Regions from separate parts of the Homo sapiens genome. Here regions 2, 3, 4, 5 and 6 are each linked to region 1. The links are chromatin loops, found by intact Hi-C in ENCODE. Cell type or tissue: heart left ventricle. All regions are shown on one strand. Region 1 overlaps LOC124900988 (a long non-coding RNA gene). Region 2 overlaps LOC105379003 (a long non-coding RNA gene). Region 3 overlaps MAST4 (microtubule associated serine/threonine kinase family member 4). Region 4 overlaps LOC105379003 (a long non-coding RNA gene). Region 5 overlaps MAST4 (microtubule associated serine/threonine kinase family member 4). Region 6 overlaps NLN (neurolysin).

Region 1 (5,000 bases):
AGGGGGCTGAGGAGCAGAGGTCTGGGAAGATGGGGGAGGCCATTCCAGTCAGAGGGAACAGCATGTGCAAGGGCACAGAGGCATGGAAGAGGGTGGAATGTTCCAAAAAATAGGACTACCTGTGTGAGCATGACACAAGGTGAGCATGTGGGGAATGGTGAGAGATGAACCCTAGGATCCAGGTTATAAAGAGACTTGGACTTCATCCTGTACATGATGGGGAGGGGAAACTTAGCAGGTAGGGGGCCACAGAATAGGACTAGAAAGCGTGTTGTGGTTTCGGTGTGGACAATGAATTGTGGGAGGTAAGCCTGAAAGCAGGGAGATTATTTCAATGTCCAAGTGAGAAATAAGAGGCAGTGAGAAGCTGAACTGAGGGACAGAGGGACTGGAGCAGAGGGGACAAATCCAAGGGAAATTTAATGGGAAGAACCAGCTGGTTCTGGTAACTGCCTGAATCAGGGGAGAAGGAGGAGGTTGGGAGGGAGTTGAGAGAGAAGAAGGAATGACGTGAGTCCGGAATGCCTGCTTGAGTGGCCAGATGGTGATGGTGTTGGTAACTGAGGTGGGGACCCCAGGAGGAGGAGGAACAGGTCTGGGGGAAGAAGATGTGTTCAGCTGTGGACAATTGAGGACAAAATGCTGCAGCCATTGGTAGTCCTGGATGCCTCTAGGTGGCAGTTCAAGTGGCATCCAGAACTACCAGTCTGGAGATCAGGAGAGAGCTCTGGTAGCAAGCAGGGCAGGGTGGGATATTTGAAATAGAGGGCCAGGAAAGGCCATTATAAAAAGGGAACATTCAAACAGACACTTGAATGAAATTATGAAGCAAGCCATGCAAATATTTCACACAGGTAGCTAGCCAGCTCTCCAAGCTGCTCTTCCTAACGGCATTAGAGCCATGGAACGGAGTGTTGGTGGAAAGATGCTCACTGACCAGTAAAGGCATATCCTCCTCTCTCCTCCTCCAGGTCAATGGGGCAGGAGGCTGTTCATCTGTGAACTCCAGAGAGGCTACTGGCCTTGCTGTTGAGTGTGCGGAGGACTACAGGATTCCTCAGACTCCATCTATGCCCTCTTCTTCCCCCTTCCCGCCCCTGATTTTTGAATCCGGCATTAGAACCTCCCAGGGCTTCCCTTTAGGTCTTGACTGTAGCCTGTACCTAGCTGCAATGAGCTCCTCTTGGTGCAGATACTGCTTCTGAGCACTAGAGGGCTCTCCTGAGGACCCATCAGCCTGGATGAGATCCAGGAAAACGTGTCCTCTGAGGATGGTTTCTTGTAGGATTGTGGTACAATGGATTAAAGCAGGGGTGTCCACTCTTTTGGCTACCCTGGACCACATTGGAAGAAGAATAGTCTTGGGCCACACATAAAATAGCTAACGCTAACGATAGCCAATGAGCTAAAAAAAATTGCAAAAAAATCTCATAATGTTTTGAATTTGTGTTATCTCATAGGTTTATGAATTTGTGTTGGGCTGCATTCAAAGCCGTCCTGGGCCGCGGGTTGGACAAGCTTGTATTAAAGCATCATACAGCTTATGCAAGCTCAAATTATATTCTAATGTGGGCTTCAAAACCACCTTATCTGGTAAATGCAATGACTAAGACAAGAAACTCTCACGAAAGTCTTATTTCTTTTGTTGAATGAATGAATGATGAGTACTTTTGCAAAATTCCAGGAGAATTTCCAAAAAGGGATGTGAATAGGAAGTAAAGCAATTGCTGTTTTCCTATACTCAAGGCAAGCCCCAGCTGAGTGTTATTCCCTGATGACCCTTCCAGCTGTTACTACTGATTTGGGCGGAGACTTTTACTGGCTTCCTGATAACAAAGCCCTCATAGGAGGGAATCTCTCAACAGCAGAAGGCTGTGGCTACTGGAACGCTGAGTTCTCTCAGACACATTGAAAAAGTATTGTCTTGCTACAGTGAAGCCTTACCGTCATGGAATACACTAGACCGGTAAGATGGAGTTTATGCTAGCCAGGTCTGAATGGTACAGTACTAAAGAACAGCAAATTCATTAGGTAAAAAGGGAGAATGTCTACCTTTTTTGGATAAAAAGCATTTAAAAAATCTTATTATTTCAAAAGGGAACATGCTGTTTGTTCTTCAACGAGGTTATTCTTTAGTGTCATACCGTCTGCTAGGTTAGGTCTATACCAGGCAATACATCTTAGATTTTTGACCCACAAATGCCATATTCTTGCCGCTACAATTATCTACCGTGTCTAAAGGAAGTAGGTTTATGGTAAGCACCAATTTAAATAAAAATGAAAAATACAGCAGGCCTGAAGATATTCTGTTTTTTTTCTGTTAGTGCTGCTACCATATTCTGCGTTGGATGTGAGTTCTCAAGTTCTGGTCCATGGGGAATGGGCAAGTGAAGATGAGAATTGCAAAAAACTATACTCCGACCAATAGGCAAGTTTGGTGAATTCATTGTTTTGCCATCCTGAAAATAGTAGCCATGAAGGCTTTCATATCTGCCACCACTAGATGTCACTAGATATCAAGCTTCTTAGAACAACTGCGTTACAGGCTTGAACAACTGCTCCCCTCATTCTATTAATACAGTATTTTAAAACTGTATCTGTACTGTATACATTTTCCACATTGAATCTTGTGCATTTAATGTGACATTCATTCCTAGGAACCGAGCTTCATTCTGACCATAAGGCAGCTTACTTTTTGGATAGGAATAACTCCTCTAGCCTCTCCTTTATATGGCAAGTGAATTCAGATTTCCTTTGCTGTTAAAATATCCTGGTAAAGATGTGCATGATTCTGTTTTCACGTTGGCAAAATACTTGTCCTCTGATGGGTTTTGGCTGACTCAGTGCAACGTGACAAAAGTAGAAGCTTGATTGCCTTGCTTATGATTTAGGCTCCTCAGACAGTGTGATGCTTTCATAGAGGTCATTTTAGCCATCTGGGGCCTTCAGACAGGGCCACCATGTAAACCATCTGGGACGGGTGAAGAGCCTGTACTGGTTTAGAGACCTCTATAGAAAAGGTCTTTGCTAAAACAAAACCCTTTTCTTTGAAGCCCCTTAATCCCTTTATCTTTCTGCAGGCTTTCTTGTCATATTTTCTATGACAGCTCTCAGGGGACCAAAGCCAGCAGAATTTTCTCTGCCTTGGGAATATCTATCTCCATCAGTAATTCAGACAGTAGGAAGGAGAACTTGTCGTGTGTTCCCAAAGGGGCCCTTCAATTGTGCATTTGATGTTGACAACTTTCTTTGTCATGAAGAATGGAATTCAGGGCTGTGAGGATCCACAGTCTAATGCTAAAACTTTGGAGCTATATGAGGCTTCACAATTTCCAGAGCCCTTTCACATCTACCACCTCACTTTATTCTCACAACAATCTATTAAGGGAGGCAGGGTGGGTATTTTTATTTCCATTTCACAGGAGAGGAAACAGCAGCTCAGAGAAGTTAAATGGCTTGCCTAAGGGTCCCTCAGCTACAAAAGGTGGTGTCATGACCCCCCCTTGCATCTCCAGGCTCCCGGGCCTTGAGACCTCCCTCCCGCCATGACACCAAGCTGCTTCCTGTGGTGGAATTGTTAAGGGCCACAAGAAGTGGGCCTCTAGCAAGACTGCTTCCTCAAAGCTGGCAAAGGATCAGAAATCTGGGGTGGGAGAATTCAGAGCAAGAGCAGAGGAGTCCCTGGTCTCTCTGCTGCCAACTGCGCACCTTCTCAAGGTATCCAACCAAGGCAGACTAAATGATTCGGATAATTGCTTGAATGGCACTGCTTGCTGAAACTGTTATTTAAAAGATGTGAAAAAGATGGAAAGTACAGAGGAAGCCTATACAAATACCTCAACAATTGCAAGGCATTTTGGGTAGAAAAAGTGTTCAAGATATAAAGCTTGTTTCATTCAAAAAAGAATAATTGAGAAGGAGAATTTGAATATTGTTGTCAAGTCAAAACCCAGAACTTATCCTGGCCTTGGAGTGTAAGAGAAGATGGACAGGATGGAGTAGACTGAGGCAATGGGAACAACAGTACCAGGTGGGATGAATTGACTGCCTTCCCCAACCCTGAGAGTCAGGAATGGGTGGGGGAGAGTGCTGGGAGAATTCTTTTGTCAATATCAGGAGCTACTGTTTGACTGAACTGTATCTATAAAGCATTTTGCTAACCTGATGAAAACCACTAGCTAATCACTAAAATAACCTGTTAATCTGTTGAGTGGGATCCCTTTCCTGATGAATAGAGACTTTGAAAAATACTGCTTAATCAATGATGACGACTGAGCTAATTTTCCACCGCAGCCAGTATTTGACTGGATGGAGCTAAAATTTCCTACTTACCAGCCATGGCTGTTGGAAGTAAAGGCACCTGTCTGGTGTTATTTCTGAAAGAGGCCCTACCAGCAAAATCCGTGTTTGTGAACTCCTAGGTTCGTTTTGCAAGACTAGCCCTTCAGTTCTCATTAGAGCGAGTGGTTTTCAACTTTGGCTGCACCTGAAAATTGCTTGGTGAGCTTTTAAAAATTGCTGATACTTGGGCTTCATTCCTGGACGTTCAGATTTAACTGGTTTGGGGTAGAGCCCAGGCACTGGTATTTTTTTTTTTTTTGCCTTCTACCTATTTTTTTTTTATTATACTTTAAGTTCTAGGGTACAGGTTTGATACGTAGGTATACATGTAACATGTTGGTTTGCTGCACCCATCAACTCGTCATTTACATTAGGTATTTCTCCTAATGCTATCCCTCCCCCAGCCTCCCATCCCCCAACAGGCCCTGGTGTGTGATGTTCCCTGCCCTGTGTCCAAGTGATCTCATTGTTCAATTCCTACCTATGAGTGAGAATATGTAGTGTTTGGTTTTCTGTCCTTGTGATAGTTTGCTGAGAATGATGGTTTCCAGCTTCCTCCACGTCCCTGCAAAGGACATGAACTCATCCTTTTTTATGGCTGCATAGTATTCTGTGGTGTATATATGCCACATTTTCTTAATCCAATCTATCACTGATGG
Region 2 (5,000 bases), 110 kb after region 1:
TAAAAAGAAATATTATTTAGCCATAAGAATAAGTATTGATGTATGCTACAGTGAGGATCAACCTTGAAAATATTAAACTAAGTGAAAGAAACCAGGCACAAAAGGCCACATATTGTATGATTCTATTTATTTGAAATGTCTGGAAGAGGCAAATCCATAGAGACAAAACACAGATTGATAGCTTCCAGGGACTGGGGAGAGGAAGAGAATGAGGAGTGACTGCTAATTGGTATAGGGTTTCTTTTGATGATCATTAAAATATTCTGGAATTAGATAGTGGTAATGGTTGCACAACTTTGTAAATAATATACTAAAAACTAATGAACTATACACTTTAAAAGGGCAAATTTTATGGTATTTGAATTATATAATATCTCAGTAAAAAAGAATGAATTAGATTTAGTTGTCTGAAATTGAGAGATGTCTCTGGTCCATTGTAGGGTTAAGGAACAAGTTGTGGAACAGTATACAGCCTATTCTTACAACATAACAAAACAAACTATATCAGTCATGGTCCAACCAGAAAAATAGAAAGCCCTTTAAATATTTAAAACAGAGGAAATTGAATTCAGGGAATTGATTGAAAAGGTAAAAGGTACCCTACAAACTTAAGAGATAATATTATCAGAGCCCAGATGCTGAGGCCACTTATTGTGAGCAGGAACCACAGAGGGTCTTTCCAATGGGAGCTGAAGCCATAGAAAAATTGCAGCTACCACCAGAGATGCCACAACAACCAGGGTGACGGGGAGAAAGGCTTTTGGCTTCTCTCTTCCTCCCACCCTCCAGTCTTACCCTATCACCTTGCCCCTGCCTCCCCGCCACACACACACACACACACACACACACATTGTTCATATCTACTTGGAAGCCAGAGGGAAAGAGAACCTGAGAAACAGTTCCCAGAATAGAGAAAATGTGGACCAAAGCATGGATATAAAAACAAACAGGCAGTTTCCCTACATGATCAACCCCTTTTGCAACCTGGCATTTATTCTTATTTGCCTAGCGAGGCATTTGTCATACAAATCAAACTGTTCTCACTCTCTCCCAACAAGGGGAGACCCAAGGTCCCACTGGTTGTCATATCCATTTCAAGTGCATGATTTCCAACTGAAATTATCCTTCCCAAAGGTCTGGATGCTGCTTCTCCTAGTCTAGATGCCTATTGACTTAGTTGAAAAGTTAAATATCACCAACAATCATCATTTTAAAAAAAGGGAAAAGGAAAGTAAAAGGAAATAATTGAATAATATAAACCTAACAAAAATATTTATAGCTGCTAGGGTCCTCATTTCTGTCATTGGTCATGAGACAACAGTTAATTTTTATAACTTCCTCTTTCTATCACCCATTCTCTGCCACCTTGCCCTTACTCAGCACACCACCTGGTTGGGGTCCTTGACCTGCTGGGGCAACTGAAAACACAATTCCTAAAGACTCTGAGTCTTTAGTGGCCATGCCTTTGTTGGATTGTTGTAGTCTTCTATTGATCTTTACTTGGAAGTAATAAGAGGCATCTCAGCATATCTTCTGGCTCCAATGATGGCCTCTTTACCTCCATTGTGTAGTAACAACCCAATTTCCCCCTTGTTAATTTAAATCGATTTCATTTTCTGTGTTTTGGTGCAGTGACATGAGGAAATCCAAATAGCTAGATGGCGGTTTCCCCTTCTACTTCCTGTCAAAGCAGTCCTCACCTGGAGACAACTCCAAGATTGCAGGAATAGGAAGCAAATCTCTAAGAATAGGTATAATAGTTAATGGGGTCGATTCTTATTCCTTGGTTCCCAGACTCATGTGTTCTGGCTACAGAAGAAAGAGCACCAACAGTTTGTTGCAGTTAAAAGCATATATTGCATTCTATAGCTTGGTACCAAACCTCACACTTTAACTGAGTCTGCAGTGAGCCATTCCATCAGGCCAGCTGCTTCTGGACAATTGAGGAATATGGTAAGGCTGGTAAATTCCATGAGTGTGAAGCCATTGCTGTACTTCCTTCAGTATAAAATGTATTACTTGCTCAGAATGTTATGTGAGATACCATGATGATAAATGAAGAACTCCTTAAGACAGTTCCCTAAGAACTCCATGGACAGTGGTGCTGACAGAAGAATGCAGAGCTCATTATACCAGGGAAGTTTTGGCATCCTGATGTAACTGAGTGTAGGCAGTTGAATCCAAGTTTCAGTCAACCAATCAAGAAAACTGCAGAAACTGTTTCCAGCTGCATGAGCTAGAACATTGTCTGGAATCTTGAGTAAGTGAATCCTTATTGATAAATTCAGCCTCGTCTCATGTTATTTTCTATTCTTGGACTCTCATCCTTACAATTTACTTGCACAGCTGTTCTCCAGGTTCCTGCTCATAAGAATTAGCATGATCTTACATTTCCTTTGGTGCATAAAATATTTTTTCCCAGAACGGATGTTGTTGTCCTCCCCTGAGAGTACAGTGGTGTCTAATTCTATTTATGCATCCAGAGCAATGAGAACTCACAGGAGTAGGTCTGGAGGAGAATAATATCCCATGGCAGGAAGCTGCCTGAGATATGATCATTACATTAGAGACTTTAAGTAAGGGAAGGCTAGCTTCCACAGACAGGAGAAGCTGGTCTGGCTCCACAGAAAGGGGGCCCAGAGGGATTTGTCAGTTCAAGCTTCTAAGCATTGGCAAACTACCCAAATGTCCTCTCAAGACTCGGGATCCCATGTCTTCTCAACTAATGGCCTAACATTAGCCTATGAGATGTGGCTAGATTTTGTGTTAGTTTACATTGTAACTTGCAACGTGCACAATCAGATTTTGGGCCAAATCTTCAGCTGTCCACTCAGTGGTTACTGGAAATAGATTATTTTAAGGATGCTAAAGAAACCCTTTGGTTCTGTAACTGTGCCTGAGCTGATAGTTTCTTTTCTGTAAGTGTTTGGCACCTTTAGAAGCAGGAGCCACCCAATAGCTTATACCTATTGAGTGAACGAGTTACAGTTGTTATTTAATGACAAAGACATGCTCTGAGAAATGCGTCCTTAGGTGTACTTTCACAGACTTAGGTGGTATGGCCAACTGCTCCGACCACCATGGTATATGAGGTCTGTTGTTGACGGAAACATTGTTATGTGGTGCATGACTGTATTTGATCTTCCAAAGCCCTGTCTTAACTGGCACATTATCCCAAGCAACATTTAGGTGACAATTTAAGTAAATGTGTTGCCACTGCCTGCCACATTTTACTTCCATTTGCAAGGATAATCACAATATTTATGCTCTACCAGGTGAGCAACCCAAACCAGAATTTGTCTCTTCCTCCACCTTCCCCTCTTCCTCCCTCCTCTCTCCTCCTCCTCCTCCTTCTTCCTCCTCCTCCTCCTCTTCTCTTTCTTCCTCTTCCTCCTCTTCTTTCAATAGTTTTTGGGGGAACAGGTGGTGTTTGGTTACATGGATAAGTTCTTTAGGTGTGATTTCTGAGACTTTGGTGCACCCATCACTCAAGCAGTGTACGCTGCACCCTGTGTATTATTTTATGCTTCACCCCCTCCCACCCTTCCTCCCAAGTCTCCAGAGTCCATTATATCATTCTTATGCCTTTGCATCCTCATAGCTTATGAGAATATACGATGTTTGGTTTTCCATTCCTCAGTTACTGCACTTAGGATAATGGTCTCCAACTCCATCCAGGTTGATGTGGATGCCATTATTTCATTTCTTTTTATGTCTGAGTAGTATCCCACAGTGTGTGTGTGTGTGTGTGTGTGTGTGTGTGTGTGTGTGTGTGTGTATGATATATATCACGTTTTCTTTATCCACTCGTTGTTTGATGAGCATTTGGGCTGGTTCCCTATTTTTGCAATTGTGAATTGTGCTGCTATAAGCATGCATGTACAAGTGTTTTTTTCATATAATGACTTATTTTCCTCTGGATAGATACCCAGTAGTGTGATTGCTGGATCAAATGGTATAAATAGTTCTACTTTTAGTTCTTTAAGGAATCTCCATACTATTTTCCATTGTGGTTGTACTGGTTTACATTCCCACCAGCAGTGTAAGAATGTTCCCTTTTCACCACATCCACATCAACATCTACTTTTTTTTTAATTTTTAAATTATGGCCATTCTTGCAGGAGTAAGGTGGTGTCACATTGTAGTTTTGATTTGCATTTCCCTGATAATTAGTGATGTTGACTATTTTTTCATATGTTTGCTAGGCCATTTATATATCTTCTTTTGAAAGTTGTTTATTCATGTCCTTAGCCCACTTTTTGATGGGATTATTTGTTTTTTTTCTTGCTGATTTGTTTGAGTTCCTTGTAGATTCTGGACATTAGTCCTTTGTTGGATGTATAGATTGCAAAGATTTTCTCCCACTTCCTGGGTTGCCTGTTTACTCTGCTGATTATTTCTTTTGCTGTGTAGAAGCTTTTTGGTTAAATTAAGTCCCATCTATTTACCTTTGTTTTTGTTGCATTTGCTTTTGGGTTCTTAGTCATGAACTCTTTGCCTAGGCCAATGTCTACAAGAGTTTTTCCAATGCTATCTTCTATAATAGAATTTTTATGGTTTCAGGTCTTAGATTTCTAAGTCTTTGATCCATCTTGAGTTGATTTTTGTATAAGGTGAGAGATGAGGATCCAGTTTCATTCTTTTACATGTGGTGTGCCAATTATCCCAGCACCATTTGTTGAATGGGGTGTCCTTTCCCCACTTTATGTTTTTGTTTGCTTTGGTCAGAGATCAGTTGGCTGTATTTGGCTTTATTTCTGGGTTCTGTATTCTGTTCCATTGGTCTATGTGCATGTTTTTATACCAGTTCCACGCTGTTTTGCCAACTATAGGCTTGTAATATAGTTTGAGGGTAGGTAATGTGATGTCTCCAGATTTGCTCTTTTTGCTTAGTCTTGCTTCAGCTATGCAGGCTCTTTTTTGTTCCATATAAATTTTAGAATTTTTTTTTAGTTCTGTGAAAAATTATGGTGATATTTTGATGAGAATTGCATTACATT
Region 3 (5,000 bases), 560 kb after region 1:
TATTATGAAGGCTACCAGAAATTTGAACTATGACATGAGCCCAATAATTGAATTTACTCGTCTATAAAACAGAGTGTCTTGGATATTTTTGATCTTTGTCAAATTGAACTAGCTTTCAGGCAGGGTCTTGGAATTTCAGACTTCAAATCTCCATGCCTAATTACAGATTCGGAAGCTGATGTCCAGGAAGGCTGAGTGACCTGGCCCTGTATGTACCACCAGTTTGTGGCCAGGAGGAGAATTGTGTCAGTTTCTCTTCCTGCTATCCCTCAGAGAACTCCCTTCTCCATGGAATCTGAGTGGATTCTGTACAGAATGGCTTTTCTACTTTCCTAATGTTGAATAACTTTAAAAGGTAAATTGAAGTATAACAGGGTTGGGAAGTAAATTTGAATTCAAAGTAAGAATTGCATCAGGAATCCAATCCCAGGTTTTTCTTTTGAGTTGAGACTGCAGACCTACAAAAATTACAGTAATGTGAAACCTTGACAAAAGAAAAATCCCAGTGATTAGATATGTGGGCTTCACAGATAATATCTAGTTCACCCCTTCAGCATTTCTGGGAAGTGAGAGCCAGAGGAGAAAAACTACTGTACAGCTTCCCCGCTCAAATTGTTTGCCTCTTGTCCCATCAGACACATAGGCACGTCCACAGTGTTTGTTTCTAAAACAGAAAAATTTTGAAGGTGAAAACCACTTGCTCTTTAAAAAACTGGGACTGGGCAGAGAAGGAATAAGGAAAGGAGTCACTGTGGTTGCAGCTGCCTTTGGCCCAGTGATTGTGCAGGTGCCTTCCGGCTTCGGTCTGACCTCCAGATCCCTTTGCACCTTTCCCCATGTCTCCCTCCTCCTTGTTTCCCTCTCTCTCCTCCCACCCCTACCTCTTTCCCTTTTTCTTTTCCTCTCCCCATTTCTCATGCTTTCTTTTCTTCCCTCTGCACCCTTTCTTCTTCTTCCTTTTTCCTTCTCCCACCTCCTCAGCTGCCACACGTCAGGCCTCTGGTGTCTGGTTGGGTTCAGCCCCATGGGGAGATCCTGGCAGGAGACAGGAGACAAGAAGGAGGGAGAATAGAGAATGTGATCGAAATCATTGCTCCCTGGCTCCCTGCTGGTGGCTTTAGCACTGGATGGCTGAATGCTTTACTGAAAAAAGAAGGGCACCTGTCAGGTGACCTCTTCTCTTTTAGGTTCTGGAAGCAGCTTCCTCCCTTTCCTCTTCTGGCCTAGGGGTGGAAAAAGAGCCCTACTCCTTTGTAAGTAATCCCTTAATCAAATTCTTCTCAAGCCACCCAGTGTGAGAGTTCAATGTGTGTTTTGCAGGAATCCTGACTGAAACACTGTGTGTGGTTGAGCTGATGATGGGTAACTATGCATCCCACACACACATATACACTTACTTCATTGATTGGTTTAATAAATATTTATTGAACACCTACTAAGTGCCAGGTAGAAAACAAATGAGACAAAGTTCCTGGCTTTATGGAGCTTACAGAAAGACAAACATACATATACAGTATTATGTCCAGTAATAATAAATGTTATAATGTAAAGATGGGGAAAAGGAGTGATGGGAGCATCCCTCTTTTAGAGGAGGGGACATTTGAACATTCCTGAATGAAGCATGGGCATTCTTTGCAAAATACTTAAGGGAATGTTTTCCAGTGAAGGGAATCCCAGAGATCCTGTGTTGAGAACATTCTGGGAGAGGTTTGGGAACAGCGCAAAGACCAGTGTGGCTGCAGTGAAGTAAGAGCCGGGAGCGGGCGAGCCATAGGAATCCAGACAGGCCGCCAGGCTGGACCCAGAGAGTAGAGGGAAGGGCAGGGGAGGTATGGGAGGAAAGTGACATGGTTTGTCTTATGAGGGCATCTTTGCATATTACGGCATCTTCCCTTGGTAGAATACAGAGAGCAAAAGTAACGGAAGAGAGATATGAGGCTATTGCTGAAGTCTGGATGACTCAGATGGTGTTATGGGTTGAATTATGTCCCCCCCCGAAAATACATGGAAGTCCTAACCCCCAATACTGCGGATGGGATGAAGACACAAGGAGAAGACCGCCATCTAGAGGCCAAAATTAGGCTTGGAACAGTTCCTTCCCTCAGCCAGCAGAAGAACCAACCCTGCCAACATCTTCATGTTAGACTTCTGGCCTCCAGAGCTGTGAGACAGTTTCTGTTGTTGAAGCTACCCAGTTTATGATACTGTGTTACAGCAGCCTTAGCAAACTGACACAGATGGCTTAGATGAGGTTGAGGACACTGGAAGTAAGAAAGGGTTGAATTTGTAATATATTATGAAGTTAAAACCGGTAGGATTTGCCGAGGCATTAGACATGGGGCAGTGCTAGTTGTTTGGCCCATGAAAGAGAGAACAGGAGAGAAAAACTGAGATCAAGGGTGAGACAGTAATGTTGACTCCTGAGTCATTAGAGCCACTGGGTAGATGGTGGTGTTCTTTGCTGGAGATGACAAACACTGGGGAAGGTGGATTTGGTGGGCAAAAGTCAAGAATTGTCAAGGGACGTGTGAAATTTGCAGTCCCTGTTTGACATCTCAGATAGTTGGAAATGTCAAGGAGATGTGACAGAGTCATACATGCCAGCTATGGTGACCATCACACTCTACCACTGCTGCCTCTGAAACTATAAAGCTTGGACCACTCATTTCCACTGAGAGCCATGCTTTAGAATTGGTTTTTCAGAGGTAGGGTGGGCACCACTGGTTGCATGCAGGATTACACTAGTCAGTACACAAATAGTTTTAATTTAGCATTTAATATTTTTAAATATGTATAAGGAAAAATGCATATTACAAAGACATGTTTTCAAGATGTTATTACATAGGCCATCATTAAAATGGAAGTATTTAAGTTTTTTTAAAAAGTCATCTATTTAAATAAAACTATTAAGAAAATATCACATGTAGTATATGTAATAGTACTTGTGCTACATGGATATGGAAAAAATTAATAAATGACTGAAAGTTTAGGACACAACCTAAAGCATTTATAATGAGCTCCCTAGCCCTGTCTCATCACAGTCTAAAAACCACTTTCTTAGGGCTGTTTTTAATTACAAGTCACATCATCAATTCAGTAAGTAAAGATCAGCATTTGTTTGAAAAATCTGGAAATAGGCCAGGTGCGGTGGCTCACGCCTGTAATCCCAGCACTTTGGGAGGCTGAGGTGGGCGGATCAGTTGAGGTCAGGAGTTCAAGACCAGCCTGGCCAACATGGTGAAATCCCATCTTTACCAAAAATACGAAAATTAACTGGGCGTGGTGGTGCATGCCTGTAATCCCAGCTACTTGGGAGACTGAGGCAGGAGAATCGCTTGAACCCTGGGGGTGGAGGTTGCAGTGAGCCTAGATCGCACCACCACACTCCAGCCTGGGTGACAGAGTGAATCTCCATCTCAAAAAAAAAAAAAAAAAATCAGGAAATAGAGTACGTTGCTGGTAGTTGCTGCGAAAAGTATTGGCAAGTATTATTTCATGATGTAAAATATGAACATTAGGGTGAAAAAAGTTAGCTGCCGTCGTAGGGTCTGCATTTCAGCGATGGGGAGATCCCATTTTGGTGACTCACTTCTCAAGCTAATTTGAAAAGTCTGCGTTTAACTGGACTTTTCTGGAGATGAGAGAAAATGATCTCTTCTCCTTACAAGGTTATTAATAATAGAAGTTTCATAAATTGTGATTAGTTCTGTGGGTTTTTAGAAGCCTATGATGTCATAATTGAAAATGTGCTCTACTTCTAAACGGCACATTTCTTTGATGTTCATTTGGGTTTCTGATCCCTATTTTGATAGGCTTGATAATGGTTAAATCTCCCTGTCTTACAGATTCTATCAATTGACTTATTTTCATGGAATATTTTTGACTTTGTATAATCCTGTATGGCTTTACTTACGTTCAGGGATCTCTTTAATAGTGCCTATTTGTAATGGCTTTGTTACATTTAAATGTAGTGTTTAGTAAGAGGTTTGGTTGGGGGTGAGATATAAACTATCTCAGAGGTGAGTAGATAAGTTTATTCTTCTCTGAAAATGCATGTGATTCTTTTCAGAATTAAAACTCTTTTTTATGTTGTTGCTTTTGTTTTTTCTTTTGAGCCCGGGTCTCGCCCCATCATCCAGGCTGGAGTGCGGTGCGTGATCACGGCTCACTGCAGCCTTGAACTCCTGGGCCCAAGTGATCCTCCTGCCTCAGCCTCTCGAGTAGCCAGGACCATAGGCGTGGGCTACCACGGCAGGCTTTTTTGTTTGTTTGTTTGTTTGTTTGTTTTTTAAGTAGGTCTCCTCATATTGCCCAGGCTGGTCTCAAACTCCTGAGTTGAAGGGATCCCCCAACTTCAGCCTTCCAAAGTGCTAGGGTTACAAGCGTGAGCCACTATGCCCAGCTAATTAAAACTCTTTTGAATGGACTTTTAAGAAGCAGGCTGGGAGGCCCTCAAATATATGCTCCGATATATGATTTTCTGGTTTTCTAGGCTAGAAATGCCTAATGACAGATTTTTTTTAATGGAACTAATGCTAAAATTATAGATATACTTAGTTTTAAATTTTCCTTGTGCCTCTCCTTTTGATATACAATAACTTATACCTGATTTAAAGAATTAGGCTTTTATAAATCGTCTGATGTTAGCAACTAAATTCACTGGGCACCCATTATTTCACGCCTGATACATTGTTTTCCATAGAGCATTCTTGTAAATATGTTTACATGATGCAAATTAAGCTAAAGTACTAAGCTATCAGATCTGTAATGTTAGGGGAACAATAATTTATTTAAAAAGTATGATCTGTAGTGTTAAGGGATATTTATAATTTCTAAAATGACTTAATAAGAGAAGGCTTGGTGAAAGCATTTAGCATAGAGATGAAATATGTCTCATTAAGTTTCTTCATTATGCACATGTCAACTCTTCTTTTGTTAGTCTCTAAGAGTTTATTTACATAACTGAGAGTTGCTTCTTTTATTAATGATAGTTATCCCAG
Region 4 (5,000 bases), 130 kb after region 1:
CGATCCTACATGCTAACAGCAATATTCTACTTATTGCCCTCAGTCCTAGTTTGCAGAATGCTTTCTGCCTACCAACTTACTGAAAGAGATGCTGCTGGAAACCAAAGCCATGGCCTTGGAGATTCTCTCACCTCCCAGCTTGCACGGCCCCCTCCTTCTTGACTGCAGGAGACCCCGATGGGTGTGTCTGGCCTGGCATGCCACTAGCAGGTGTTTCTTGATTGTTCTTCTTTCCTGGGGTGGAGAGTCATGACCTGATTCTCATTCTTTTTATATTTTCTCACAAGGTAAGGGAGAAATTATGGGCCAGCCTATCTACTGGCTTTTGACCCATTTGCCAACTGTTCTTCAAGTCACAGTATAGAATCTACAAAGGGAAGTCAGGAATCAAAAAGATGTTGGTGGATTGCTGCAATTAAATAAAACCATGAGGGAATTATAAGAAATAAACATCAAGTCCAGGTTTATGTTTATTCTTTTCGTATCTTTTTTTCTTCCACCCCAAAGATATTGCAGGTTTATGTTTAGAAGATCAATTTCATTAAAATCAGCATATAGGAGGCCACTGTAAGAAGCCCTGAGAAAATTGGTAGCAAGGTCACTAAGAGTGAAGCTAGCAAAAATCAACTTTAAATGGATGAGGACAAAGAGCACACACATAAACCTACGGACTATTCTCAGTCATGACGATCATTGCCACAACCCTCAATAAAATGTGTGCAAACAGATAGCATATTAAAAGATTAATATTACACGACCAAAGGAATTTATTCCATGAATGTAAGGGTGTTTCAATATTTGTATGTTTATTAATATATTTCACATTAATGGATTCAAATATTATAGAAAGATTTCCATCAATTTTTTGAGAAAATTCAACATCTGTTCTTGATTTTTAAAAAAAGTTTTAATAGAATAGAATTTAACAGATATTACTGTGTTATGCAAAACCCAGTATCATGCCTATCAGGAAAAGAGTAGAAGCATTCCTATTAAAATCAGGAACAAGGAAAGAACACAGCGTCACTAGTGTAATTTATCATGGCCTAGTGGAGTTTTTCAGCACAATTAGAGAAGAGAAAGAAATGGATGGTTCAAAAGTTGGGATATAGCACATAAAGTTATAATTATTAGCAGATTTATTTGCCTCAAAAAATCCAAGAGACAATAAATTGAAATGTTGTTATAATCAGGGAATGTGGCAAGGTAACTAAATAAAGGTAGTATATGGAAATCAATAGCCTTCATATATGCAAATTATAATCAATAAGAACAAGAGGCCCCCAAGGGCAAATACAAAATACGTGAAATACTTAAGGATAAACTTAAGAAATGTACAAGATTTATAGGATGAAAACTTTAAATATTAATGAGGGTCACAAAAGGACACTTGAACAAATAATATACTAAACTGATAGAAAATTATATCATTATAAAGATATTAATTCTCCTTAAGGTAAACTAAATGTATAACATACTGCCAATAAAATGCAACTGCAGTTCTTTTAGAACTAGACAAGCTAATTCTAAAACTTATATGGCCCTGATTTCTTAACAGATAAGGCTTTGGCCTCCTAAAATTTATATGGAAAAAATAAACAATCCAGGAAAGCTAGGTAAGTTATGAAAAAAAATGAGGGAACTGTTTCTACTAGATATAAAAACATAATATTCAAAACAACGTGACACTGAATGTTAAGTAGATAAATAAACTAGTGGAAAAAAATTAGGAATAGATCCTCAAGCATTGAGGAATTTATTTTGTGATTTTTCAAAGCAGAGGGTGAGCCGATTATATGTTGGCATTTACCCCCATTCCCAACCTTCCATGCTCCCCTCTGCCACAAATATGCTGGCTGGAAGCCAGAGCGCCACATTTCTGGATTTTCTTGTCAGCTGCCTATGGTAAGGTTCTGCAACTGAGGGCCACTCACTGGTTGGGATTGAGGAACAAGAGGTGAGAAGGAGCCATTTTTCTGCTTCTGGTGCCTCTTCTGGCCGCAGGAGGAACATCAGCAGCAGGTAACTTGGGCTCCACCAGCATTAGTAAGAATGGTGGTAGTTTGAGCAGCATCCTTAGAATGTAAGTTCTGGGGTTCCTGCTCAATGTCTACAGAAATGTTCCAAAAAAGCAATGGCCCTGCAGCCAGCAGCTCAGCAGTGAAAATAAACTGTTGGTTTCCAGCCCAGGAGCACTAGCAGCGTCATGATCACAGACTAATATCTCTTTCCCCTGTTGCTTCTTTAGCCCTTCCAATTCCTTGTCACAAATTGTTTGCATTAATTTATTCTCTGCTGGAAATATCTAGAGTACTTCCACATTTCCTAACAGGACACTAGCTGATCAAAGGAGAACATAGCAATTATTCAACAAATGATATTGGTGAAACTAGGTACAGTAACTCCTCACTTAACATTGTCTATAGCAGGGGTCCCCAACCCCTGCTATCAGTTTGTGGCCTGTTAGGAACCAGGCCGCACAGCCCGAGATGAGTGGCAGGTGAGCATTATGGCCTAAGCTCCACCTCCTGTCAGATCAGCTGCAGCATTAGATTCTCACAGGAGCATGAACCCTATTGTGAACTGCACATGTGAGGGATCTAGGTTGCACACTCCTTATGAGAATCTAATGCCTGATAATCTGAGGTGGAACAGTTTCATCTTTAAACCATCCCCTGCCACCCTGGCCCATGGAAAAATTGTCTTTCATGAAACTGGTCCCTGGTGCCAAGAAAATTTGGGGACTGCTTGTCTATAGGTAACTGGAAACTGGACACATAATGAAACTAATTTTACCATAGGCTAATTAGGAGAAACAAGAACTAAGTTCCTATGGCATATTTCTGGCACAAAAAAAAATCGCCAAACTTCTAAATAAATATCCCCAACAGTTCTAATCTTAAACATTGAAATAAGTATGAGCTATACAAACATTTGAGAAAGATTAATAAAAATCAGTAAATGACTAGTCAATTTGTGGTGAGTCAGTGAGTAATGGCAGGTGTAGTGGTGGTGGGTTAAATGAAGGAATAAATGTTTGCAAAGTGATAATTGTGAGGAGCCTCTCTTGCCCCTATGCAGTTCCAAAACAGTCATAAATGTGGTAGGTTTGCTGAGTGCTTTTGTACCTCATCGTTTATTGTTGTGCATTTGCATGATTATTGAATACTTTATGAATTTTTACTTTACAATTATTTGTATTCATTCATTCCTTTTCCAGCCGGCTTATTTCAGTTCAGGGTCATGGTGGCCAGAGTCTATCTTGGCATCTCAGGGCATAAGAGGTGAACCAACTTTGGGTAGGATGTCATCCCATCACAGGGCACACTCCCACGCACTCACTCTTGCTCACACTGGGACAATTTAGACACGCCAATAAACCTAAGGTGCATATCTTTGGGATGTGGGTAGAAACTAAAGTACCTGGAGAAAGCCCATGCAGATGTGGGGAGAAAGTGCAAACTCCACATAGAGAGTGGCTCTGGCTGGAAAGCAATTTATTTTTCTCATCAATGTTGTGAAGAAATGGTTAACTAAACAATGTTATTCAAGGATCTGCAGTCAACTTCTGGAACTAAAAAAAAGATTTGATTCCTTACCTCACAGCTTATACCAAAATATATTTTAGGTGAATCAAATATTTGAATATAGAAAAAAATACACCACAAAAATATAGAAGAAAACAGACCAGGCACAGCAGTTCATGCCTGTAATCCCAGGACTTTGGGAGGCCAAGAAGGAGGATCACTTGAGCCCGAGAGTTTGAAGCCACTCTGGGCAACACAGTGAGACCTGTCTCCACAAAAATTAAAAAATTAGCTGAGCGTGGTGGTATGCAACTGTAGTCCTAGCTTCTCAGGAGGCTGATGTGGGAGGATTGCTTCAGTCTCAGCTACTCAGGAGGCTGAAGTGGGAGGATTGCAGTGAGCCATGATCATGCCACTGCACTGCAGTCTGGGTGACAAAGCAAACCTTGTTCCCCCACCAAAACACACACACACACACACACACACACACACACGTATGTGTATATATATGAACACATAGCAGATTGTTAACCATATGCTCAGAGAGCTGAAGGTCTTTCTTTCTTTTTTTTTTTGAGATGGAGTTTTGCTCTTGTTGCCCAGGCTGGAGTGCAATGACACAATCTTGGCTCACTGCAACCTCTGCGTCCCAGGATCAAGCGATTCTCCTGCCTCTGTCTCCCCAGTAGCTGGGATTACAGGCATGCACCATCACATCTGGCTAATATTGTATTTTCAGTAGAGATGGGGTTTCGCCATGTTGGTCAGGCTGGGCTTGAACTCCTGACCTCAGGTGATCTGCCCACCTCGGCCTCCCAAAATGCTGGGATTACAGGTGTGAGCCACCGCACCTGGCCCTAAAGTTCTTTCTAAGATGCTCCAAATAGTAGAAACATTTGAAAATTTAATTTCATTAGAAAGTTGGCATGAAAAAAAAAATCCCACCACAGAGGAAGTTAACAGGCAAACAGGGAAAATATTTGCAATTCATATCCTCAGACAAACATCAAAACCCCAACAGAAAAATCAACAAAGGTAATGGACAGACAGTTTACAGAAAGGAAATATGAATGGTTTTCTTTTTCTAAAAAAAAAAAAATTAGAATTCATGAATGAAGCCATCTGGTCCTGAGCTTTTCTTTCTTGGGAAATTTTAAATTAATGATTCAATCTCCTTACTCATTATTGATCTGTTCAGATTTTCTATTTATTCATGATTCAGTCTTGGTAGGTTGTATGTATCTAGAAATTTATCTGCTTCTTCCAGGTTATCCAATTTGTTGTGATATCATTTTCCATACTACTCTCTCCTTTTAATTTCTGTGACAGCGCAAGGTCTCCTCTTTTGTTTCTGATTTCATTAACTTGAGTTGTCTCCCTCTTTTTCTTAATCTAGCTAAAGATTAGTCAATTTTGTTTATCTTGTAAGGTGTTGGATGTCTATTACCTTGATTGTGGTGATGAGATCATGGA
Region 5 (5,000 bases), 300 kb after region 1:
GGTTAAACTATTAGGTCGGTGTACACAGTCACTGAGACTGACATTCACAAAATCCTCACATTTGAAATTACTTCTTAGGGCAGTCATAGCCAGCGAAATTGCATTATGGTATTGAAATGGAATGAAGTTGTGATGAAATCTATTTTGTGTATAAAAGTTCAACAACTAATTTCACAAATTAGTTTATGAAATAAATTAGTTCCCTATAAGCATATCTACCTCCTACATAAGACAAACTCACAAAATTTGCTTTTTACTCACATACTTTTAGCTGGAGTGGCTTGATTGAAATAACCTGAGCCCTCACCTAGGCTTCATTTGAAGAGTGGCTCTGAGGATACTTAGATGCAGCCAAGAAGAGGAGGGGAGGATTGCTCTGGAGGAAAACTCAGGCCCAGAGAAAGAAATACAGAAAGGTTTTACTTCAAGAGGAGAGTTTCAGACATCCTAAATGAGCAGAATATATACCTGCAAAACCCAAGAAAATGTTGACTTTCCCGTCCTCATGGCTCTTAGCAGACTGGTAAGTAGAAGCGCCCTGTTAAGTCTATGCAACCTGAGTTTGAAAATTGAGGGTGCCTGAGCAGGAGAGCGAATGAGAGGAAAATTACTTGTCAAGTAAGACTGTCCCTTTGCCTTATATTTTGGTACTTTACTGTTCAAAATACTACATTGGTAAATTTTAATTCACATACTTTTTTCTTTCCTTGGAATTACTTGGTTATTTGTTCTACAGTCAGTGACCAAGTCTCCCTAATTGGCTACCCTGGTTTATTGTTGCTTGGGGAGTGGGACAGTCCCCAAAGAGCCTGTAAGACCCCTGAGGGTCAGCTTTAATCCACGGTGATTGTTGGGTTCTCGCCACGATGCATGCAGATTCCCTTTTCAGAGGACAAGGGATTAAAGGGAAATTACAACTTGGAACTCTTGATTTTTCTCCTTAGAAACCTCAATATCGTTTTTGTTTTCAAGATTTCCACTTTTGACATTAAAACATTTCTACCCAGAGAAAGCTTAGCCTAAGTGTGTGAGCAGCAGCCTGAGGGCAACCGTTTTAGAATTATCAGGTAAGACTGGTTGGGAACAGTTATGCTAGTAGAGTAACAACAATGACAATTTTGTAACCTGCTAAAATCATATCATTTTATATTCTTTTAAAGTTATTTCTGAATCACCAGTTTCTGTGTATCAGGTTACCTGTCATTCCTTGTTCTTATTCTTGCTTCTTTTTTTCTTCTTCTCTATCTATAGTTTTATCATCAGACCTTTAAAAAGAACACAACAAATGCTTTAGCTAGAAGATGGCAGAAAAGCCTCTTGTTAAACAGAATGTTTGGGGGCAAAGCCTTTTTTGGTTACTGAATTTTATGATTCATAAAAGATTAATTTGAAAGTTCTTCTTGTTCTCACCTTGTTGCTTGCTTCTTTTTCTAGAATGTCATGGTATGTTTTCTTGCCTTATTCTGTGCTGAACAAGCTATTTTTTTTTAAATAATTGGACATCTTGTAATGCTTTAGGGCTCTCTGGCCATCAGTCATCTTTGAAAACTATTGAAGATGTGAAGGTAGAAAGTGAGTATAAAATTGTGCTGTTAACAAAAGTAGTTATCTTGATTTCTCTTTTCTCACTTTAAAAGCTGAAGTTAGCAAAATAAGTTCTGTTTTTGGAGGTTTGTGCTGCATTATCTTTGTTCCTGCATTGTGCCAGGTTTTGCATATATGTTGTTAATATTTGTAGTACTTACAGTTTGCACAGCCTTTTCTCATATTGCCTATTTTCTATAAATTTCTCTTCGTGAATCTCTCCCACTGGTTTGTGAACCCCTCAGGTGGAAACCATGTCATATCAACTCAAATCTTGCAACAGGGAGGGTGCATGGCATATAGTGGGTAAAAATAATACATTACACAAAATCGCACTTGAGACATAATGTGTGGCGAAGCAACATTCTGAAAGTGAATTTGCTCATTTAAATTAAATATTAAATGAGTATATGAATTTACTCATTTAAATATTAAATGAGTATATGAATTTACTCATTTAAATATTAAATGAGTATATGAATATACTCATTTAAATTAAATATTAAATGAGTGTATGAATTTACTCATTTTCACACAAGCCTTTTTGAAATTCAATTGATCATTAAATTGGTCTACACTACCATGTTACAGCTAAGTGACCCATTCAACCTCATACAAGTGAGGAGGAGAATAGTAGGGAGATACTGGGACAAGGGCAGGTTTGAGGAGATCATCAAGCCTCTTGGTCATCTCTGCATCCCAGAGCCTGGCACAGAACCTTGCATGATGTGGCACACAATGATCAATTGCTGAATAAATGAGAATGCCATTTAGGGGATAGGTTGCTCTGCACTTAGCATAAAAGTTTAGATTAAGCGTCTGTAGAACTTTTGTTAAGGTTAGTGCTAAGACATAAAGCTGCTATAATCCTGGGTTTTAGGACACCAGTTAATGGGATAAGTGAGTTTCTACAAATGAAAGAGTTTGCCTGTAACCCAATTCTTATTTTCCTGTTGGCTTTGGGGAGTTGTATTCTGCCAGGATAATTCTTGGTTATTCATTAAAATTATACTTGTAGCAGTTAAGGCATTTTTGGCCACATGTTAAAAGGAATTATTTTGGTTTCTGATGAAGTATTGACAGCTAGCTTTAACATGTTAACAGTAATATTGGGCTGTACTCAGTTCTCAGGGTAATGCTGCTGTGAGTGGAAATGGATTGCAGGAATTTGGTCAGTAGTGAAAGTATTGGCCTGGAAATTGGGGAATCTGAACTCCTGCCTTGGCTTCTTGCTAGGCAAGTTATTAGCATCTCTGATCCTCATCTGTGATGAAATAAGAGGTCCTTCTTAGCTACAGTTTTTTTATTTGCCTCTTATTACAAAATATTACCTTTAAAACTTAGTTTTCATCACTCTATACTTTTTTAGGAACTGTTGATTGACATTTTCTTTTTGACGGACTTGATAATTGGTGTTTTCTGATTTGTCAATAGGCACCTATTCTTCCTGTCCCACCTAGCTTTATTAAAGTATAATTGACAAAAATGTATATATTTATGGTGTACAACACGATGTTCTGATATGTATATATTTTGAAATGAAATGATTAAATCAAGCAAATTATATCCATCACCTCACATGCTTACTTTTTTTTTTTGTTTTTTTTTTTTGAGACAGAGTCTCTGTTGCCCACGCTGGAGTGCAGTGGCACTGTCTTGGCTCACTGCAACCTCTGCCTCCCTGGTTCAAGTGATTCTCATGCCTCAGCCTCCCGAGTAGCTGGGATTACAGGCGTGCCACCATGCCTGGCTAATTTTTGTATTTTTAGTAGAGACAGGATTTCACCATGTTGGCCAGGCTGGTCTCAAGCTCCTGACCTCAGGTGATCCACCTGCCTTGGTCTCCCAAAATGCTGGGATTACAGACATGAACCACTGTGCCTGGCCTTTTTTTTTTTTTTTTTTTTTTTTTTTTTTTGATGGCGAGAACATTAAGGTCTATATATACATTCTTGACGGGAATTCTCAAAAGGATCCTTACTCATGAATTCTACCTTTCAGATAATGCTTACATAGGAAAATATGGACGACTTATATGTTCTGCTTTAATTCTTTTACACTTATTTGGTATGTCTCTGTCAGTATCCCTAGCAAGTGTTGAGGGTACTGTCTCTCACCTCCCAATCCCTGCGGAGGAGTTTGACTCCAGAGGACATGGTCAGTTCTGTGTTTGTCTTGATGCTGGAGCACTCTGTTGTGTCATCTCACCCATTCAAATGCTCAGGCTTCTGTGTGGCTTTTGAAATACTTACATTCTTTGAATAGTCATTCTGAGCATGGCACGTCAGTTTTAGAATAAGTCTTGTAATAGATGGCTGGTAGAAGCAGCAGGGGAAAGCGGGGGGCGGGGGGGAGAACGCGAGTCTTCTTCTCAGTACAGGGTAACTTTAGAACCTGTGAATTAGGATCTTAACTGTCTGACCTAGGACTGTCCTTTAGAAAATGCTGTGGTGTGGCTATCTGTTGAGTTGTTTTTGAAGTAATCTTAACACTAGAAGATATTGTTCTAGATGGAATCACAAAGGATGGTTTTTGGTGCCAACCCTTGGAGACTGAGTGTGGAATTGGATCTTTCTCCCTTAGATTTTTTTTTTTTTTTTTTTCCCTGTAAATCCTTGGATCAGTGGCAGAGTCTGCAGGCTCCAAACAGAAAGACTTGGGTTTGGATTTTTCCTGCTGCCTGGGATGATTTTCCTTTGGCCACGTGTCACAAGTCTATCACTCCTGTGTCCTAGACCAACTACTTCTGATTTTAAAAAGTTAGTCTTTTATTTAAAAAGGTTTGTAGGATCTCCGTTTCCCTGGGCAGCCAGGGCTTTCCTGTATGTTCTGGACATAGCTGCCCAGCCCTTAAAGTGGACTGAAAGTCTATTTGCATAGTTAAATTGAAATCTATCAAAACTTGTTTTGTACCAATGCACTACTTTTTTTTTTTTTTTTTGAGACAGCCTGGCTCTGTTTCCCAGACTGAAGTGCAGTGGGACCATCTCAGCTCACTGCAGCCTCTGCCTCCCAGGATCAAGCCATCCTCCCACCTTAGCCTCACAAGTACCTGGGGCTACAGGCGCATACTACCACGGCCAGCTAATTTTTTTTTTTTTAAATACTGGGTTTTGCCATGCTGCCCAGGCTGGTCTTGAAGTCCTGGGCTCAAGTGATCCACCCACCCTAGCCTCCCAAAGTGCAGGGATTACAGGAGTAAGCCACCATGCCCAGCCTGGTGTTTTTTTTTTTTTGTTTTTTTTTTTTTGTTTTGTTTTTAAAACAAAGGCAGACAGTTCTCAGTTCTGGACTAAGCTATTGGTGAGTCATTTCATAAGTTTGTTTGAAAGTCAGTTTGGAACTTGGAGTGTATAGTACCATACACTTCACACCCAAAACTAATGGGTGTGAAGCCAACCAAAAGAAACCACCAT
Region 6 (5,000 bases), 550 kb before region 1:
GTTATATCATAGGCTTAGAAACAATTCCCAAATGTCAACTAATAGATTAGATAAATAAATTATGAAACATCCATCCTCTGTAATGCTGTATAACCATTAAAATCATGGATTACAAGCAGTATTTAATGACATGGGGAAAAGGACACAGAAGAACTGGAAGAAAATAAATTTTATCAATGGTTTTGTTAGGATTCTCTAGAGAAATTGAACCTATAGGGTGTGTGTGTGTGTCTGTGTGTGTGTGTGTGTAAGTATATATATATATATAAACATATGTATGTGTGGGGAGAGAGAGATTGATTGATAGATTGATTATAGGGAATTGGCTTACATGACTAAGGAGTCTGGAAAGTCCAGAATCTCAGTGGGGGCTGGTAGGCTTGAGACCCAAGAGAGCTGATGTTCCAGCTCCAGTCCGAAGGCCAGTAGCCTAGAGGCCCAGAAGAACCAGTAGTGCAGAAGTCTGGAGACTGCAGGAGGATTCTCCCTTGTTCAGGGAGTCTTTTAGGCCCTAAACTGTTTGGATTTTGGCTACCACATTATAGAGGGCAGTCTGCTTTACTTCAGGCTCATCACTCTAACGTTAATATCATCAAAAACACCCTCCAAGTTAACACATAAGATTAATCATCAGAATGTTTAATATATCAGGTGATGGGTTTATAGCTAATTTTTACTTTCCTCTTTATGTATTTCTCTATTTTCTGTATTTTCTGCCCTTACATACATTATTTTTATAACATATTAGACCCTTCAAGTTATAAGGAGTGAAGATTCCCTTTGGTTACCTCTAAGGGTTGGACATACTTTGTAGAATAATTATGACAGACAACTTTGGCTGTGTATCCAGGCTTCATACAAGAATATAAGATAGCTGCAGAACTGGATATTGTAAACATTCGTGGGCATTTTGGAATTTGAAAGATCATCAGAATCCAGCATAGCCCTAGTGACCTGGTCATCTCCTTGCCCCCACTATCCCTTCATCACCAAGAGTTCTCTACTCTATGTTTCACTGTAAAAAGGACTTGGCTATTTTCTCTTATCTCAGTGTTTGTTGGCTATTTTCTCTTATCTCAGCATTTGTTTCAGTTTCTGCTCCTACTACCAACTGCTTCACTTTCATTAATGGCTTCTCAATCTTATTACACGTCTTGAATTTAAACTCGTGAATAAAAAGATCTGGTTGTCTTCATTAGTCAAAGTCAAAGGGATAGAGTTAGTCCCTATTCAGTAGAGCTTTTCTAGCTGGCAACTTCATGTGCGTGTACCATCCTGGATGTGGTTTGTCCTTGGTTCAGGTGCTCACTTCTTCAGTCACTTGTGGCCAAGATGGTATACCAACCCATAACTTAGGCATTTGAGACAAAGTCTCACTCTGTCACCCAGGCTGGAGTGCTATGGCACAATCCTAGCTCACTGCAGCCTCGAACTCTTGGGTTCAAGAGATCCTTCTGCCTCAGCTTCCTGAGTAGCTGGGACTGCAGGCATGTGCCACCATGCCCAGCTAATTTTTACATTTTGTGTGGAGATGGGATCTCACTATGTTGCCCAGGCTGGTCTCATGTATGTTGCCCACTCCTTGTCTCAAGTGAACCTTCTGTCTTGGCCTCCCAAAGCACTGGGCTTACAGATGTGAGCCACCATGGCTGGCTCAAACAAAATCTTTATAAAATAATTACTTTAAATTGTTTTTCTCTCAATAGTAGATCTTTTCAGCATACTTTCAAGTTTGTGATGTTTGTTCTTGCTCCTCTATAAATTTATTTTTGTGGGTTAATTATCAAAATTTTTGAGTTTAGGAATAGATTTCTTAAAAACTAACTTTCTCTTATCTGGGCATATTCTCTGAGTCCATTATGCCTCTCACAGTAGCTGTTGAAACCTTGTTTGTCTAGTGTCAGGCACTGGGCGTCAGCATTGTCTATGGTTTGGCAGTGAGAGCATAAATCTGGTTCCAGGTCTTTGTGGCAAAGTAAGGAAGGAAATGGCTTTCAGCACCTTTGTTTGTTTAAGAATGTTTCTAATTTTAGGCTCCTGCATTTGATGTTGCTTATATAAGTTTATGAGCAATTTTTATTCCTTCTTAATATATTTCATAGCTAATTTATTTTATTTTTTTATTATTATTATTATTTTTTGAGATGGAGTTTCACTCTTGTTGCCCAGGTTGGAGTGCAGTCATGTAATCTTGGCTCACTGCAACCTCCGCCTCCCGGGTTCAATCAATTCTCCTGCCTCAGCCTCCTGAGTGGCTGGGATTACAGGCATGCACCACCGTGCTCAGCTAATTTTGTACTTTTAGTAGAGACAGGATTTCACCATGTTGGCCAGGCTGGTCTCAAACTCCTGACCTCAGATGATCCACCTGCCTCAGCCTCCCAGAATGCTGGGATTATGAGCTTGAGCCACCGTTTTATAGCTAATTTTTAAAAGTAAACATATTGCAACCATATAGTTAACTAGTATCACTTAAATAAGTGCTGTATTAAATTTCAAAATTTTCTATTCCATTCTTTCCTTAACCGACAGACATAAAATTATTATTAAATCCTAAAAGCATAATTTCATAATTTGATATTTCAAAAATATACCTTATGGATTTATTCTGATATTTGTGGCAGGTATTTCTAATAGCTTTATTTGTAACAATGTTTTAGGAGGACTGATACGAGTGTTTAACTGTATAATTTCTTGCTGTATAAAGGATAGCTCTACTGTCTACTATATATCATATGGAAATTTTACTGTTTATAATACCTTCACAATACTGAAGTTAATCAAATAAAAATTTACTTATTTTCACAGCATAACACAACCATCACTATAAACCATACTTATTTTTGTTCTATAGTATTGGTTATTTCACTGACATCAGAGATTTTTACCCAATTAAAGTTAAAATACAAATTGATGAAAAACCCAGGAACCACCTTTAATATGTGAAGATTAAACCAAACTAAATTATCATTATTATTTAATGGACTGTCTCCAATGTCTGGCTACTTGTTGGATGTGTCCACTTAGATTTCTGGGGATCCTTTGAAGTTATCTGGAATTTTGAATGTTTTTATGTATGTGTGCATTTGGGGTAGGGTCCGTTGCTTTGATTAGATTTTCTATGGAGTCTTTATCTTTTTATGTACCCTTTTCCCATCCCAGATCCTAAGAAGCCTCAGTATAGGAACTGTGTCTTTCTCTTCCTGCATTGCCAGTTGATAAATTACACCCTCAGGCTAGATGCAGTGATTCATGCCTGTAATCCTAATACTTTAGGAGGCTGAGGTGGGAGGATGACTTTAGCCCAGGAGTTTGAGACCAGCCTGGGAAATATGGCAAAACTGCAGCTCTACAAAAAAATATAAAAATTAGCTGAGTGTGGTGGTGCATGCCTGTGGTCCCAGATACTCAGTGGTGTTGGGGAAGAGGGGTGCTGAGGCAGGAGGATTGCTTGAGCCTGGGAGGTTGAGGCTGTAGTGAGCTGTGATTGCACCACTGCACTCCAGCCTGGGCGACAAAGCAAGACCCTGTCTCAAAAAAAAAAAAAATTGTACCCCAGTATACTTTGATAAGTGCTCAGCTCACATCTTTACCGTTCATAATGATGCCAGCTGGAACAGCCAAATCCTATATTAGATGCTTTTTCTTGGTAGCCTTAGGAGGCTTTACAGAAAGTATAAAATAAAACAAACTTTTATTGGCATGATCATTCATCTGGGTATGAGGTATTTGGCTTAATACTGATTTGACAAGTCCTGTTGTGTGGTGATAGTTTTTTTCTCCATCTGCAGTGGAAAGGACCATGCTAGACTTTCCCCAGCATGTATCCTCTGACAAAGAAGTACGAGCAGCAAGTACAGAAGCAGACAAAAGACTTTCTCGTTTTGATATTGAGATGAGCATGAGAGGAGATATATTTGAGAGAATTGTTCATTTACAGGTAAGTGGTGTTATAAATCCCTTTAAAGAGGGAAAAACTCTACAACAAAAAAGAACATTCAGTCATAAATAAAACATACTGACTGGATTTTCTTAGCTTTTGTTTCGAATGATTATAAAACCATAATGGGCATTATATAGTATTACATAATGTTAATTATATCGTTGAGGTTATGTTGAGCTGCTAATTCCATTCACTTAAAGACCAAATGTAGAAGAGTGAACATCTGTAAAGTTAAGGCTTTTTAATAACATTATGAACTTGATGGTTACATGTAAGGGTTATCTTAGACCAAATCAATTAGAAGCAAATGGAATCAAGTTGTTTATCTGTAAATATCTCGTGGTTTTGGAACCATAATATTGATGACATACTGTTGATGCTGTATGCCGGAGTCATTCCTGTCTGTCATCCTTACATTTTTCAAGACTTGGGGAAATTATGGATAATAAATGTTCTAGGTGGGTCTGTCCAGGTGTTTTTGATCTTTTTACCAATGTTGATTTGCCTCCTAGCAGCTTTCAATTTTTATTTTCATGACACTTCAGCAATTTTTTTGGGGAAAAAAAACAGTTTCAAAATTCCAGGCTTTTTTTTTGTTTAATTTTGCATGTTTCTTTCTGCAGAATCCTAATTACTTTTTCCTTTTTAGCAGACCGTGACAAGAGTTGGAATATTTAATATTTTAAATTAAATAGCATTTTAATTTGTAACTCATTATACAATGTGTCATCAAGATTTAGACATGTAAAATGTATATCCTATTTTCTCATATCAGACAAGCATTTTTCATCCTATAATTGATAATCATATAATTCATAATAATTCACATTTGGTCTATAAACTTCATGGTGAAAGTAAGTTATGAAAATAACTTTATGATTATTCTTCATTAGCTAAATTGTTCTTCTTGCTCCTTTTGACCACAGTTATTTGATGTGATTTGAATCATGGTCTTTATAGTCTCCTCATTTTATTTCATCCCCAAATTACATTTCTTTGTTGTTCTATTTTTTTTATGTAATTTGGAATTTTTCCTAGAATTTCCAGTTTCCTTTGA

The links. Hi-C counts contacts between places; a loop is a spot of excess contacts. Peaks named below come from ENCODE experiments on the same cell type or tissue, not always from the same donor. Only the 100,000 strongest peaks of a DNase experiment are listed, where the experiment ranks them.
Region 2: it touches region 1 in a loop (3-fold over the local background); 5 of 110 quality-filtered maps call a loop at or near these places.
Region 3: a loop joins it to region 1, with 4 times the contacts of the local background. A loop is called at or near these places in 9 of 110 quality-filtered maps.
Region 4: a loop joins it to region 1, with 4 times the contacts of the local background. A loop is called at or near these places in 16 of 110 quality-filtered maps.
Region 5: it touches region 1 in a loop (4-fold over the local background); 22 of 110 quality-filtered maps call a loop at or near these places.
Region 6: a loop joins it to region 1, with 4 times the contacts of the local background. A loop is called at or near these places in 8 of 110 quality-filtered maps.

What each region holds. Positions count from the first base shown.
Region 1 is chr5:66,305,348-66,310,347 of GRCh38, forward strand. All of the region lies in intron 1 of LOC124900988 (a long non-coding RNA gene), which reads left to right. Among named protein-coding and RNA genes, the nearest start is that of LINC02065, 98 kb to the left of the region's middle. In heart left ventricle, CTCF peaks have their summits at 1,209 (motif pointing right) and 2,493 (motif pointing right); no DNase peak of the experiment used is centred here; H3K27ac peaks cover 470 bases.
Region 2 is chr5:66,415,549-66,420,548 of GRCh38, forward strand. The region is part of intron 1 of LOC105379003 (a long non-coding RNA gene); the gene reads right to left. Among named protein-coding and RNA genes, the nearest start is that of LINC02229, 94 kb to the right of the region's middle. In heart left ventricle, no CTCF peak of the experiment used is centred here; no DNase peak of the experiment used is centred here; H3K27ac peaks cover 188 bases.
Region 3 is chr5:66,862,657-66,867,656 of GRCh38, forward strand. The region is part of intron 3 of MAST4 (microtubule associated serine/threonine kinase family member 4); the gene reads left to right. Among named protein-coding and RNA genes, the nearest start is that of MAST4-AS1, 140 kb to the right of the region's middle. In heart left ventricle, a CTCF peak has its summit at 2,077 (motif pointing left); no DNase peak of the experiment used is centred here.
Region 4 is chr5:66,434,965-66,439,964 of GRCh38, forward strand. All of the region lies in intron 1 of LOC105379003 (a long non-coding RNA gene), which reads right to left. Among named protein-coding and RNA genes, the nearest start is that of LINC02229, 74 kb to the right of the region's middle. In heart left ventricle, a CTCF peak has its summit at 1,979; no DNase peak of the experiment used is centred here; H3K4me3 peaks cover 5,000 bases; H3K27ac peaks cover 4,914 bases.
Region 5 is chr5:66,604,885-66,609,884 of GRCh38, forward strand. The region is part of intron 1 of MAST4 (microtubule associated serine/threonine kinase family member 4); the gene reads left to right. Among named protein-coding and RNA genes, the nearest start is that of MAST4, 11 kb to the left of the region's middle. In heart left ventricle, no CTCF peak of the experiment used is centred here; no DNase peak of the experiment used is centred here.
Region 6 is chr5:65,759,169-65,764,168 of GRCh38, forward strand. It overlaps NLN (neurolysin), which reads left to right. Exons shown (of 13, transcript NM_020726.5): 3 at 3,792-3,940. Among named protein-coding and RNA genes, the nearest start is that of NLN, 39 kb to the left of the region's middle. In heart left ventricle, a CTCF peak has its summit at 1,897; no DNase peak of the experiment used is centred here.